2 separate regions of the Homo sapiens genome follow, and region 2 is linked to region 1. A link is an interaction called in ENCODE POLR2A ChIA-PET data of the cell type or tissue named here. Cell type or tissue: OCI-LY7. All regions are shown on one strand.

Region 1 (2,500 bases):
CTGGTGCTTCTCGACCTGGCCCTGCATGACATACCCTGCCCCTCCTCTTGAGAACTGTGAATAACAAACTGTCTTTTCAATGGCAGCCAGTCTCCTGATCTGATGGCCTCACCATAGCTGGATTTTAAAATGGGGAAAGAATACCTTTGAGCTACTCTTATTAATTGTGAAGAACTTTTACCTCATCACCTGGCAGGCTTGCTTTTTCTCTGTTTTAAAAATTGTCTTGTTATAGAAAGTAGATTAGTTGCCAGGGGCTAGGAGGAGGAGAGAATGGGGAGTGACTCCTAATGCTATGGGATTCTTTTTGGGGTGATGAATGCTGGTTGTGGAATGAGATAGTGATGATGGTTGCACAATTTTGTAAATATACTAAAAACACTGAGCTGTACACTTTAAAAGGGTGATGTTTATGGTATGTGAGTTATATTTTAAGAAAAAATGGTCCTCTTGACCACTTTTCCTCTCCTCTAACTCATTTGCCCTGCAAAATTCAACTTCGATGTCATCTTGTCCCCCAAAGCCTTTGCATGCAATGCCTATGGTTATAATACTTCTCCTTGCTGTGTTTTCAGGGTTTTGTTTTTGTTTTTATAGAGACAGGGTCTTTCTCTATCACCTAGGCTGCAGTGCAGTAGTATGATCATAGCTCACTGCAGCCTTGAACTCCAGGACTCAGTAACTCAGTACTCAAGTAGCTGGGACTGCAGGTGCGCACCACCATGCCCGGCTAATTTTTTTTTTTTTTTTTTTTTTGAGACAGGGTCTCACTTTGCCACCAAGGCTGGAGTGCAGTGGTGCAATCTGGGCTCACTTCAGCCTCAACCTCCCAGGTTCAAGCGATCTTCGCACCTCAGCCCCGCTAGTAGCTGGGACTACAGGGATGCATCACCACACCCGGCTAATTTTTGTATGTTTTGTAGAGATGGGGTTTCACCACATTGCCCGGGCTGGTCTTGAACTCCTGACCTCAAGTGATCCACCAGCCTCAGCCTCCCAAAGTGCTAAGATTACAGGCGTGAGCCACTGTGCCTGGCCCCGACTGATTTTTTAAAATTTTTATTTTTGGCTGGGTGCGGTGGCTCACACCTGTAATCCCAGCACTTTGGGAGGCCGAGGCGGGCGGATCACAAGGCCAGAAGATAGAGACCATCCTGGCTAACACGGTGAAACCCCATCTCTACTAAAAATACAAAAAATTATTTGGGTGTGGTTGTGGGCACCTGTAGTCACCACTGCACTCCAGCTTGGGCGATAGAGCGAGACTCCTTCTCAAAAAAAAAAAAAAAAGAAAGAAAGAAAAAAATTTATTTTTGTAGAAATGAGGTCTCACCACCTGGCCCAGGCTGGTCTTGAACTCCTGGGCTCAAGGTATCCTCCCACCTCAGCTGCCCAGAGGGCTGGGATTACAAGCATGAGCCACTCCACCAGCCTCCTTGCTATGTTTTCCTTGCTGGTTTATGAGGGGTGGGCGTTAAGAAAAAGAAACACTTTCTCGTAGACCCTTCCGTTGTTGCTTGGGAAAGTTGCCATTTAACTCCAACCCACCACCACGACCCTACCCCACCACTTCTTTGATCCAAGAAGTTCCTAGCAAATCTCAGTTTCTATTTCAGTCAAACAGAATCTCAAATGTGTGATTTTCCGGTGTGACTTTTCCCACGCTTTTTCCTGGGGCTTCTAAATCAAAAAATGAGAGAGGGAACTTGTGTTTTCCATTTGGAGGCACTGCTTTTCAAAGATTTGGGGACAGATGAGTTAGCAGTCAAGCAAGGTCCAAGTCTTATACATTCTAGTAATTCATACTGGAAAAGATGACTTTTTCTCAGGAAAAGCCTATGACTTTGGGAAGAGCTCCAATCCACAAATGCCCATCAGAAGGGCCACACTGCATTGAAGCAGTTTCAGCAGATGTTGACTCTAAAAGATTAACTGCAAGCTTTGATAGCTGGTTTTGTCAGCTTGTAATTGGCTCCTGGGAAAGGGAAAACCAAATCCTTCTATGTATCTATCCATATCTTTTCTGTGCTAATTGTTTGCTTTTTCTTGAAAGAGTACAGCAAACCCGCTCATGACAGAGCCTCCTGATTAAATGCTGATGAACCGTAATAGTGCCTCTCAGATAAGACAGGACTCTCCCTAGCTGCCTTTGCTCCCATAAAGGAAGCCACAAGCCAAAGCACGAGCTCCTTGAAGAACGTTAGGGGAATGAAGGGAGGGTTGTTTAGTACTCGAATTGTGGGAATGGTGGGTGTAGTTTAAGGAGGTAAAGCAGTAGGCCAGAGCATTCACAACCTCTCCACCTACCACACTAGAGAGATTCTAGGGTTTCGCCAGCTGGAATGTGCACACAAAAATCACCTGGGCATCTTGTTAAAATGCAGGTTCTAGTTCAGTAAGGTGGAGTCTGAAATTCTGCATTTCTAACAAACTTCCAAGTGATGTTGGTGCTGCTGATCCTCAGACCACATTTTGAGTAGCAAGAAATATCTCTGATTTC
Region 2 (2,500 bases), 100 kb before region 1:
AGAAGGCTCCGCCAACTAGGGTGAGGTGGGAAGTCCCGAGCCCAGGGGTGTGAAATGATGGAGATACTGCACTTCACACAGCAAGGACCTCCTCTGCCCAAGTTCCACAGGGACTGGTCAGCAACTGGGGGAGGGGGTCACCCAGGAGTCCAAGACCAATGAGCTCTGACATGAGCTATTGTGGTTTCTGTTCCTCTGACCTCACCAACTAGGACCTGAAAAAATGGAACCACTGTTGAGAAACATGCTGACCTCACGCCAAATTCCCAAAGGGAGCAGAATGAACCTCCTTCTCACAGCCACCCTTCCATCTCAGCCTTGGGCAAAGCGGTCTGCAGCACTCACACACCTGGAGACTGTCCATGCCACCATGCTAAACCAAAAGCAGGGCACACAGCCCACCAATTCACATGACTGTCCCTCTCTAGAAGATACACGTAGAAAAAAAGATAGGGAATACAGGATGTTGTTCTCACAGTACGATGATAATGGAATCCCCACCCCATTTTGCATACTGCCTGTCAATTATGTGACATTAAATTTATATTTACAAAGCAGTTAATGAAAACGTAGACAATGAACTTTGGGACCTAATCCTTAAGTGCAGAGCAGACTAAGAAGTGTGGTGGAGAGCTGTGTAGGGTTGGTACAGCCCAGGGTGGCCTGAGCATTCCACCACCAGTCCACCAGGCACAAAGGAGGGTTTTCCACACAGAACCTCCTCCTGAACCCCCTGCCCCCGACACTCTCATGGCACAAAAGCCTGCTCCAGGTGGTGCAAACTTCAAAGGGCCTTTGTAGCCGGAGTCTGGAATGGAGCCCTGGTGCTTCTGCGGCCTCCAGGAAGTGGTTCCAATGCTGCACAGGGCCATGGATGTCCAGGGAGCTTGCCCTTGATGCTTAGCTATGGAGGAGTCACACTGCATTTTCTTTCCAGTAGAAGGGGTGGCAGGAGTAGCCATAATGGCAGGAACAGTGGGAACAAATCTAACATTTTGTTAGTGCTTACCAGTAGCTAGGCGCTGGCTTCGCTCTTAACATCTTCCCTCATTTAATCTTCATGACAACCCCAGAGGCGGCCACTATTACCGTCCCCATTTTACAGATGGGGATGCTAAGGCACGGAAAGGTCAACTCACTTGCTGAAGGTTACACAGCAGTAAGCAGTGCAGTTGGGACTGGAGCCCGGAACAGGAATCCATATCCCACACTCCTAGTCAGGATGTGGAACTGCCTCACCAGGGAAGCGGGCAGAAGAAACCTGAGGAAGACAGCTTCTCTTGATAGCACCCCATACCTCCCACCTCTTCTCGGCATCCACCAGGGACAGGGATAACCCTACACTGGGGCCACACCATGTGACTGGAGCAGAGGCAGGACCTGACTCTGCAGATACAGAGGGAACAAGAAGGGGAATGTCCTGTCGCAAGCCACTGTTCATCCCCAGTCCTGCCAGGGGCCCACACCCACACGTAGGCTTCCAGGCCCTCAGCCCACAGCATGTCAACACAGCATTGCCAGAGGGCCCAGCCAGACCACCTCTATTTATATTTAGGATGACTGGAGTGGTCAGCGGCCATGTCCCCATCCTAAACAGGTGGGTGAGAGTGGCTCTTATTTCCTCAGGCAGTAAGTATAAAGGCACAGAACTGAGCACTCTCCAGGGAACAAAAGAAACTTGTTCGCTCATTGCTTACCACCACGCCAGAGAAGCCACCACCTACTCCAGAATCAGAGAGGTTAAGACCCTGGTATGAAGTCACCCAGCTAACCAAGATGCAAGCATAGGTATCCTCTGACTCCAGGCTGTGCCGCTCTCTGGAGTGACAGTGGCACAGTAAGCCAGACCAGACAGCCTGCGGCTATGAAGACAGAGAGGGGACTGTGGGTGCTGCAGCGCTAAAGCTCCCTCTGAGGTTACACATGGGCCCCTCACCTCTACTGGCCACTGGCACATTCCCTGAGATTCACATGCCAGCTTCCTGACAGCTCTGCAGTTCCAGGCAAAGGAGGAAGCTGTTTCAGCACTTGGCTGCAGCCTCTAAGACAAGATCCTCTCCTCCTCTGGGGAGGGATACCACTGATGTGCCTTTAAAAATAAAACCAGGCCTGCTTCCTGCCCCAACTGAAAGACTTTGATCTCCCAATCATACGATTTACAATATCTCTTACCACGCAATTTCTCAAGCCTTCAGCATATGACCTGACAGTGCTCCGGGAGGGTTAAGGATGGGTATGGGTGGGATTGAGGAGTTGGCCCTTTAACGCAGCCCTTCCTCACCCACCCCAAAAATGATTTGTTACAACACCAAAGTGGCACTGTCTGCAGCACCCCTTCTCTGTACCCCAGAACCATCTCAACCCGTGCCTTGTCCATGCTGGGGTCCTATGAGAAGCAATTCTTGCTGTTTCTTTTGTGGAACCACAAGCTTCAAGTTTCTTCCCTATTTCAGGCTTTTAAAAACATGTCATCATGAACTTACATGCAAAACATAAAACT

What was found. ChIA-PET counts read pairs that join two places held together with the same protein. Peaks named below come from ENCODE experiments on the same cell type or tissue, not always from the same donor. Only the 100,000 strongest peaks of a DNase experiment are listed, where the experiment ranks them.
Region 2: POLR2A ChIA-PET joins it to region 1 with 5 read pairs; 3 of 35 experiments call an interaction of 5 or more read pairs at or near these places.

What each region holds. Positions count from the first base shown.
Region 1 is chr3:66,532,473-66,534,972 of GRCh38, forward strand. No RefSeq gene overlaps it. Among named protein-coding and RNA genes, the nearest start is that of LRIG1, 33 kb to the left of the region's middle. RefSeq lists an enhancer at 1-314. In OCI-LY7, no CTCF peak of the experiment used is centred here; a DNase peak (open chromatin) is centred at 1,289; H3K4me3 peaks cover 391 bases; H3K27ac peaks cover 896 bases.
Region 2 is chr3:66,431,480-66,433,979 of GRCh38, forward strand. All of the region lies in intron 3 of LRIG1 (leucine rich repeats and immunoglobulin like domains 1), which reads right to left. Among named protein-coding and RNA genes, the nearest start is that of LRIG1, 68 kb to the right of the region's middle. In OCI-LY7, no CTCF peak of the experiment used is centred here; no DNase peak of the experiment used is centred here.